Regions from separate parts of the Homo sapiens genome. Here region 1 is linked to region 2. Evidence: chromatin loops called from intact Hi-C (ENCODE). Cell type or tissue: PC-9. All regions are shown on one strand. Region 1 overlaps LOC107986482 (a long non-coding RNA gene). Region 2 overlaps CPEB4 (cytoplasmic polyadenylation element binding protein 4).

Evidence for each region. Peaks named below come from ENCODE experiments on the same cell type or tissue, not always from the same donor. Only the 100,000 strongest peaks of a DNase experiment are listed, where the experiment ranks them.
Region 1: a loop joins it to region 2, with 7 times the contacts of the local background. A loop is called at or near these places in 9 of 110 quality-filtered maps.

The regions. Positions count from the first base shown.
Region 1 is chr5:173,793,691-173,798,690 of GRCh38, reverse strand. It overlaps LOC107986482 (a long non-coding RNA gene), which reads right to left. Exons shown (of 2, transcript XR_001743004.2): 2 at 4,807-5,000. Among named protein-coding and RNA genes, the nearest start is that of LINC01485, 5.2 kb to the right of the region's middle. In PC-9, no CTCF peak of the experiment used is centred here; DNase peaks (open chromatin) are centred at 2,960 and 4,330; H3K27ac peaks cover 2,786 bases.
Region 2 is chr5:173,916,319-173,921,318 of GRCh38, reverse strand. The region is part of intron 2 of CPEB4 (cytoplasmic polyadenylation element binding protein 4); the gene reads right to left. Among named protein-coding and RNA genes, the nearest start is that of CPEB4, 30 kb to the right of the region's middle. RefSeq lists an enhancer at 3,057-3,316. In PC-9, a CTCF peak has its summit at 2,576; DNase peaks (open chromatin) are centred at 1,698, 2,698 and 3,108; H3K4me3 peaks cover 3,074 bases; H3K27ac peaks cover 3,756 bases.

The DNA of each region.
Region 1 (5,000 bases), 120 kb after region 2:
AAAGCCACCACCCGCCAGGATCCTGCTGGAGCCTCATGCTGACCACCCGGCTCTAGGGCCCAGTTGCTCCCTCTCCATCTCTCACTGCTCGGAGCAAATGGATCTTGTGCTGCAGGCAATAACTTCAGGAACCCACTCAAATGTCAGTGGGGGATCTATGTTCCATGGCCACAGGGGCCTTCTGGAAAAGAGAGGTTTCCAGAAGCAGTGGGTACTGTGGCCAGTAGGAACACCCTAGCTGATTGCCATGATGACCAGTGGGGTGTTGCCTTTCCTTTCTGTGCTCCTATACTCCCTCTTCCTTCCTCCAGTACAAACTAGCCCCATGCTACTAGAAGGTACTCAATGACAGGCTGCCTCCTCTGGCTTTGAGTAAAAGCCTGAACTTGAGTTATTATGCTGCAGGGGAGGGAGAGAGCCAAGTGCCTTTGAGTGCAGTGAGACAGAGGGAGACTGACCAGGACTGGGTGGGGGTGGAAACTTCAGTGACCAATGGAAATGGCTGAGTGGCACATTTAATTCAGGGAGGCTAGACCCTGGCACAGCAGTACAATAGATGCCTACCTATAGGGGCCCCCACAGAAGGGATGAGGAGAAGATCAGCAGTAGCCAAGTCTGCAAGGTTGGACTGAAGACTGATTTCAGGTGGGAGCTTCACAGATGGTGCATTGCCCTGAAGAAGAGGGGTCCTGGGCCAGGCGCGGGTGGCTCACGCCTGTAATCCCACCACTTTGGGAGGCTCAGGAGGGGGATCACTTGAGCTCAGGAGTTCATGACCAGCTTGGCCGACATGGCGAAACCCTGTCTCTACTAAAAAATACAAAAATTAGCTGGGTGTGGTGGCACACACCTGTAGTCCCAAGCTACTCCACTTTGGATTTTATGTCCACTTTGTCACTGGATCCTCACAAGAGGCAACAGAATCCCTTGAACCTGGGAGGCAGAGGTTGCAGTGACCTGAGATGGCACCACTGCACCCAGCCTGGGTGGCAGAGTGAGACTCTGTCTCAAAAAAATATAAAATAAGAGAGGTCCCCCCCATCTCATCTCACAACTGAGATCAATTTTTCAGCTACCTCAGCAAGAACGTGGAGTCGGGGTCAGATTTAATTAGACCTCAAGGAAATAAAATAATGTAACATTTCTTATGCAGTCAAGTTTATGGAGTAGGATGCATATCCCAGGATCTTAATTAATAGGACACAGACATCGTCATAACAGTGAGGTCTTTATCAGGGACTATCTGGTTGCTAGAAATGACCTTTTACTAAGAAAAGTTTACATAAATGGGAACTAGCCATCAAGATTCAAAGCAATCTCACAACTGAGGCTGCAGAAAGTGGGCGGGGCTTCCAGAGAGCTAAAGTGTCCTCCCCATGTCTCGCTGGGGCTCCTGGGGTGCTGCCCTGCTTCTCTCCAATCACATGCTCCATCACTGTCTCTGCAGATCCACATTGTCTGTAGGTTTTTTCTTCTTCCTTTTCCAGAAGTTCAGCCCACCTGGGATTTTAATGTACAGGGCTCAGATCTGGTCCAGCCCTCAGCCACCTCTGGGGGAGGCAGGAAAGTCAAGTGATAAAGACCCAGGTCATATTCTGTCTATGGAACTTTGTTACTGCAGGTGCCAGTGGAGTAGCATTGCAGCCAAATTGCAGCAATGCAGACAAACTACATCCACATCCCTCCTTTCCCCACCGATCTATCCCGTGTGTCCATGTTGCTGAGAAGAGGCCCGTGCTGAAAACGTCAACCAACAGATGCTAACGGTAGATATAGGCTCAAAAGATCTCAGGGAATGTCCTTCCCAATATATAAAACCCATGTTCACTTCACGCCTTAAATTCTTTATCTGCTGTGTCAGTTCCAAGAAATGTTTTGTTTCAGAGTTAGTAGAACTTATTTGGAATTTCCTATTGGAATTTCAGTCCATGGTATATAGTATTTACATAAACAAAATAATATAGGTTCCTCTAGAGATACCTTACAATTATTTTTAGTATATACTATATATACTAAAAATGGAAATATTTAGCTTCTGGTATATTTTTAGTATATATAATATGTACTATACTCAACTATACTAAATATGTACATTAATATATACTAAGCTATACTAAAATATTCTAAAAGCTAAATATTTTGATTTTTACTTTAAACTTTTTTCTTGGAGAATTGGGATGCATCGTAACCAGCTACATGCCATAATCTGACAAACATGGTCCTTCATTAAACTTGATTTCCTCATCTATAAAATGGGTATACAAACAGAGCTTACTTTGCAGGGTTGATGTGAGAACGAAATAAAGCTCAGCAAACACTAGTCTTTCTTCTTCTTATAACCTTGCATCGAAGGGCTAACACTATCTAATTGATCCAGAGCCTGGATCTCTTGGTTTAAATTCTCCAAAGGATTCATCTGATTGGCTGTGAAGTGTGTCTCTCCAGGTTCAGGAATATTCCAGAGCCAGGTTGGAGGAGAAGGATCACGTGAAGCAAGCATGAGCGCACAAGCTAACCTTGCGGCTGGTGGGGAGGGTGATTGCTGAGAAGCCAGGATAGGCAGGACTGCCACGGCAGATGCAGAATTGACAATAAGAAGATTCTAGAGTCCTAGAGCTGGAAAGGCAATTGAGACCATCTGGCCCAGTCTCTCCAGTTTTCCATGTTTAGAAACCAAGGCTCTGAGAAACATAGTGACCTACTTGAGTATTGACCTACACAGTGAATCAGAGGCAGGAGCTCTGCTCTTCCCACCCTGCATCCTATCTAAAGGGGCAGGAGGACTGCCAGGCAGGGAGGCCAGCCCATCACTCACCCTCCTACCTCACCATCTCAGAGCTCTGAGTTAGCTGGTGTTGCAGCCTCCTCCTGTCAACACCCTGGAATCCAGGCTGCAGGAAGTGCTCAGTCTCCTGGCCTTCTGCTGCCCAGCCCTGGCCACCTGTACAACCAGGTTCCACCCATTCCTTCCAGCTAAGCAGGTTTGATGGCCACATGCATGCCTCCCTCCATACGTTTGCTCAGGTAGTTCCCTTACCTGGAATGCCCACCTTCCACTCCCCACCCTCCTGAGTTCCACAGACTCTGCTGGAGGCCACACCCTCTGAGAGGTCTTCCCTGACGCATATCCCTACCCTACTCCAACCTAACAATTTCTGTGTCTTTTTCTCTCTCTGCACTGTCAACTGCCACCTGCCCCATCCAGGGGGCACATAGTCACATATTGCCTGCCAATTTTAATTCAATTATAAGTTCTCTGTTGAGGTTCAAAACCTTGTCTCAATCATTGCAACAACAAAGCACCCAGTGCTGTGCTGGGTGCCTGGAAGGTGGTCAGTAAACATTCGTTGAAGGAGTGAGTGAATGGAGTGAGTGAACAAAGTGAGCGATTGAGTAATTGATTGTCAGTTGGGAACTGGACCAGCAGGAGCCTTCCTGCTCCAGGATGTCCCCGGAAGGGTGGTGAGGTCCCTGCTTAGAGCAGTCCCGGCAAGTCGTTCACAGGGGCTGAATGCAAGCTCCGTATCACCTGCTGCTCACCACAGCTCACAACAGCCCCGTTATGAGGACACTGAGGCTCAAAGATGAAAGTGATTTGCCGGGGGCCGCCGGGGCAATGTGCACCTGAATGGGGATCAGGCTGACTCCTTGACTTGGGCTCTGACCACCTACCCCATGCACAGATGCAAATGAGCAGGACACACTCTTGACCTTCAGGAGCACCTGGGGTGGGGGTTGTGGGGCTGGCAGAGTGTGGCTGGAGGCCAGCCCTGAAGAAACCATTGAAACCCAGGGGCCCACACACCCCTGGGAAGGAAGCAAAACCAGGGGCAAGTGACCTCTCTCTCGGCATAGCAAAGTCTCTGGGTTCCCTTTGACCTTCAAAACCTCCCTATAATACAGGCAGGACGAGGGTCATTAAATCTGATTCACAGGATGGCAAAATGAGGGTCAGAGAAGTTGGCGGGTGGCCTTGGGAGCCACTCACAAAGACTAGATGGGGAACCAACTTTCCCAGCCTCCTTCCTAACCACCCTTCTCCCCACTGTCCTGTGGGGGAAACCCTGTGCCAGAGGGTCAGTCAACACTTGGTTCCCAAACACACTCTTCGTTATCCAGCTGCCTGGCCTCTGTTACCCTTGCCTGAATGCCCTTTCCCCACCCCAAACTCCGCTACTGCAGGGCCCAGCCCAGATCTCACCTCCTCTCCAAACTTTCCCAGGTCTCCTCTGAGCGAATTGCTCCATCGACCTCAAAGTCTTTCTCTCTATATCATACTATGATTTAGTACCTTTTAAAATAGGAACACAAGTGCCTGGCACAATGCCTGGCCCATCGTAGAGCCCGAGGCAGTATTCTCTGGAATGAAGTGGTACTCAGCAAAGTTTGGTGTAAAGAACGTGTGAATGAGTGAATGAACAAATCAATGGGTCTCTTGCCTACATTTCACTGCTGTTAAGGGGATTCATTTCCATGAAGTAACCTCCAAAGCTCCCAGCACAGAGCTGGGCACAGAGTGGGTGGCTAGTCAGTGCTCGCTGGCATGAGTTGGTTTGAGGCAATGCTGTCTTCTAGGCCACACCTAGCCTAGACTTCCTGACTGGGCCAAATGCCAGCATGAAGGCCCCAGTAGGCATAGCGCCGGGGAGCTGCCTACGGATCTCCCAAAAGGAGCAAAGTCTGCGGCCCTGCCCACCTGCCCACCCTGTCCTGCTAGCTCAGGTGCAGTCCATATTGCCCCAGCCTCCTTCCTGGGCATGCAGTCTGGGGAAGAAAAAGGAGGAGGAAAAATCAGGTTAAACCATATGGCAAAGCTGTTCTTTTAATCAGCAGTCATGGAGCCCTGGAGCGGGGGCCAGGAGACATGGTTGTGAAGCAGGCCACAACAGCTAGTGGACAGGGGCAAAGGCCCTGGCGTCTTCAGGATCTGGGTTCAAATCCTAGCCTGTGGGCTTCAGCTGTCGTGATGCCGGACAAAGCCCACTCCCTCTCTGAGGCTC
Region 2 (5,000 bases):
TAATCTGTTGTAATAACTATTAAGACCTACTTTGATCAAAATATTTCAGAGAGGCTTTCCTCCATAATAATAACTGAAGACTCCTACCCCTGTCTCTACCCTAAGTAAAACAGAACAAAAACAAAAAAAAATCTTAATATCAGAAGGCTACTATGAACTCAGCAACACCTTTAAATGTATTTTAATTGCATTACATCAGCATCCACATGCTTTTGGAAGATAATCATGCATACACAAGTGACATCTATCATCTAACTGGAATGCCTGGTCACTAATGGGTTCACAGGCTCTATCAAATAATTCCCATGGCTGAAGAGGCCCATGGTTCACAAATGGAGAACAAAAACATTTCACGAGGCCAAGTTTAAACAACTGTTTTCTAAACATAATATTTTTAGGCCTATCTCAAAAAGAAAAGATGTAGTTTAGACCCAAAGCCTTCACTCAACCGACTAAATCTGATCTCTGATTATAGCCCTTATACAAACTACTCCATATGAAATACTGCCACACCCAGAATCACATGATATTCATGGGCTACTTTCAGTCATTACACCATAAAAACCTTCAGTTTTAAAATATAAAACTGTACCTCCAGTTTTGTAATGTAAGACTGAATTGCTGATGGTAATGTAAAGATCATTAAGTTCAACCCCTCCGTTTACAGGTGAGGAAATTGAGGTCTAGAGAGAAGTGACCAATCTAAGGCACTACTAGTGGCCAAACCAGGTTTGAACACAACCCTGAACACTTCTCCTTTTATTTCGTAACATTTGGAAAAGTCTGTTATATGCTAACAACTTCCGATCATTACAATAAAGAAATCAGGCAGCTGGTTTAAATACCTCTATTTAGTCAACCATGCCAGACATTTATTATTTGGAATATTATAGCCAGCAGAAGTTAGATTTTTAAAAGTTATTTATATTTCAATTAATCAGGGCTGCTCTTCAGAATTAAGACTTGCTCTTTATTGTTGGTTTCTCAAGCACTAAAAGGGGGCTCTAATTGGTTGATTCCTCCTTCTCTTTTCCAATACACAGCAACTGGCATCAACCCAACTGGATTCCAAAGAGATTATGGAAGTGCTTTCCCTTCAGAGTTCCACTAATGTTCTTAATTGACTGGTTACCAGGTAATACCCAGAATAAAACAAAGCCTTGCTTTTAGAACTGAGTGCAGTGGTGTAGGACTGAATTCAGAATCAGTCAATTAGATAAAATAATGAAGCCCAGAGGCAGCCTGACCATCTCAATGTCTGATTTGAAAAGTAGTGACTAGTTTAAACCTTCTTAAAAAGTATTCCTTTTACAAATTGTATGGCTAATTGTACAGGGCTAAGCAAGAACAATTTCAGAGAATTTTCTCTCTCCTCCTTTTTAGTTTTGGTAGTAAGGATAATGGTAATGTGAGGGGGAAAAACAAGAAATTCACAATCCAGGCACATACAGTTGATAAATGAATCAACTGCATACAACATTCAGGTAGAAAGTCCATGCAGGAGTTTTGGGAAGTAATAATTCTGTGGCACAATTGTGAACTGTTCCCTCGTTCCTGTTGCTAAACTAAATGCAGAGAATCTTGGATATTTTTATGACAACTATGAATCAGGTGGCATTTCTTCCCCTCCCCCAAAGTCAGCAAATAACATCGTCATGGATTATATAACAAGATCAAGGAAAGCCTTAAGACCTTCATAGACAACAAAGGGCTTTTTTATTAAGCAGATATTTGGGCTGTTTTTGTAGCTGCCAGGAAATGAGACAGCAAGAGTCACCTCTATAGAATTTTATTATAGAAGGAAAACAGAAAAACCAAGTGACACTATTAAAGGTGCACAATACACTCTATTAATTTAGATGTGGCACATGAATGACATGTATCCCCATAAATATTGTGGGGCCCCTTCTCTTTTTTACAGTAGGAAGGTCCCTAATATTTATCATTGACAAACTGTGGACAAAGTCTGAAAATCTTACTACTTAATTGTCATTCTGATTTCATTTCTGAGTGGAGATTACTATTTTTGCCTGTCCAGATGGTAAAACATAAGCTTAAATTGTACACAAAACTTAATATGACAAAGCAAAACATTAAAGAAAAGTACTTGTTAATTTGTTACCTGATTGTTGCTTGTTTTCTTATTTATCTCTAAGTTTTTATCTACCACACATAGTTAAATCCCTGCCCTGAATGTATGTCAAACAATATTAAGTCATAATAACCATATTATAAGGGAACTTTACTACAACTGAAAAGAAAAAATTATGTATTAAAAAAATCTTTTAAATGTATGTTTAACCTTCTAATAACATTAAAAGTTTACTATTATAATACTTCCCCCATCTACTCGCCCACCGTTACCCTCACCTCTCACTCAGGTAACAAAGAATAAAACGATAACCGATTTTCATGGCCTCAAAATAGGATTCCTTGTGTTCAATGTTCAGGATTAAGATAAAGGGGCTGCTTAAGTAATTACGGACCCACATCATGGATGACATAAGACAAATTCCCCCTTTGTGGCAACTGCTTATTTGATTTTCAGACCAAATAAAAACAAGGGTTAAATATTCAATCACGAATGTGTGGCAGGTAGAGGGCAGAGGATCACTATTTTCGATTGACTAGTATGTGTTATGTAAGTAAACGGGGCAGATGAGGATCTGGCCCATGCACAAGATGCATTTAGTTTGAACTGAGTTGGTTTCCATTCAGAGGCTAGAGGGAGAAAGGCTTCAGTCCGATCCTATGACGATGTCGGCATTCACATACATCACATGATTTTCTTTCCTAGGCATTTCCCCTTACCCTCCCCGCCTTATAAAAACCCAAAGACAAAAACAACAGCAACCCCAAATCTGAAAGGGGGTAATCGCACTGCTCAAAATCCACACCTTTGTAAGCTCAACCTACACAGTACAGTGAGGAATCCAACAAATCCGGATCAAAAGTAAATCAGAAAGCAGGCAGTTGTTCAAAATTAAGAATAGGCCCTTCACTTTTCATACAAAAAAATCATGCCACACAATTTCGCCCTCTTCTTCCTCACAATAGAAGTTACCTCAACACAGAAGCCCAGGTCCCATCCTACAGCACAGCTAAGCCAAGGCAAGAGAAAGACTGTTTAGGATGTTCCATTTCCGCAGTCAAGAGAGGGAGAGTACAGGAGGAGAAGAAACACGCTTCATTCCTACATAGCCACACACACATTTAATTGTAGCCCAGTTTAAATTATACTCTTTGCTATTTAACGTCCTCCATTACTTATGAGGCTTTGAGAATTAAGGCAACTTTCTAATTCTTAGGAGACTTAAGTCACTCCCCTGTTACGCTACTTTGAATTACTTGGTATCATCCAAACCGAGCAAGAAAGAGCCAGCCTAGTTCAGGAAGGCTTCAGCCAGACACGCAGGCAGCTGCCGGCCGACTCTGAGTCTTAAAGACTTAATGATATTTAAAGATCCCTCAATTCGCCAGACACATTTGATACCACACACTAATAATTTACTTGGAAGGAGAAATTTGATTATAAATCCGAGTAAAATTAACTGGTTTGCGTTATCCATTTCTTCTTCTTTTTTATTTCTTTGAGATGGAGTTTCAGTCTTGTCGCCCAGGCTGGAGTGCAATGGCTTGATCTTGGCTCACTGCAACCTCCGCCTGCCAGGTTCAAGCGGTTCTCCTGCCTCAGCCTCCCAAGTAGCTGGGATTACAGGCGCCCGCTACCGCGCCCTGCTAATTTTTACATTTTTAGTAGAGACGGGTTTCACCATGTTGGCCAGGCTGGTCTTGAACTCCTGGTGATCCACCCACCTTGGCCTCCCAAAGCCCTGGGATTACAGGCGTGAGCCACCACGCCCAGCCTATCCACTTCTTCTTTATGGTACTTTGAATCTGCCCCATTAAATGTCCCTTAAAGGAAAATGTCCATCTAATCCTTTAAAAAGGTTGGAGGTTAGGGTACCAGTAATCTGTTCTTATTTTGCCACAGGCAAACCAATTTAAATAGAAAAAGGTTAAATACTGTAAGAAATTATATACTCTCCCCACCATTCCTACCTGAAATAAATCATTCTAATATTAAAGCAACAGAACCTATTTTAGTAGGACTTCCTTTCATTTTGAAAAAAAATTATTTATTCCCAAATTACTTCAAATTTATAACATATGAAATAAATAAGTGACAAAATTTAGCAACTCTCATAGCAGGTTTCCAGAGCTATTTCAGCCTGCACAGAGTCAGTATCTGTATAAAATACTTGTTCTAATGCCTCTCTACCAGTATACAACATGTGTTCTCTAAGTCAACTAAGTGACTGCAATTTGGAATATAGGAATATTAGTAAAATGGTGTATCGAAAGAAAAGTTAAGGTTTCCTATTATTTATTACATATTTTTAAGTAGCACTAAATTCTATCCCAACTGTAAAGATACAGAATTTAAATAATCCCCACAGCCACTCTCTTACAATGATATAAAAAAAACTTTTATAAAACTGATGAAACAAGCTTTGTGTACTAAACTTTCAACTTGAGTTTCATGATTTTCTTCTAGAAAGGTTATTATAAATTCTTTTGCTTAGCAACAAAGAAAAGAAGCACAGATGGAATCATCACTTGCCCACTCATTTAAGCATTTGTTTCAAACAAATTTACAGCAATGAAAAATAGTCAGGGAAGGGTCTCTAAATTTAACACGTAGATAAAGCAAGAAAAAATATGAAAGTGTTTTAAAATGCAAGGTCACAACACCTTTGGCAGTCAGGAATTAAATACATAGCATTTTTGGAGTAGATCCATAGCTCTTAAAATAAAGCGATGCATGAAACACGTGAGGCAGTGATGTATAACATGCTTCCACTACTTCCTCTACATATGCAATAGGTTTCCTGGGCACCATGGGGATATGTAAAAGACTGGCACTTTAAACAACTTGCATTTCTGAATGCAATCATTATTGCTTACATTCAAATTAAGTACTTGAAATGCCTGAAACT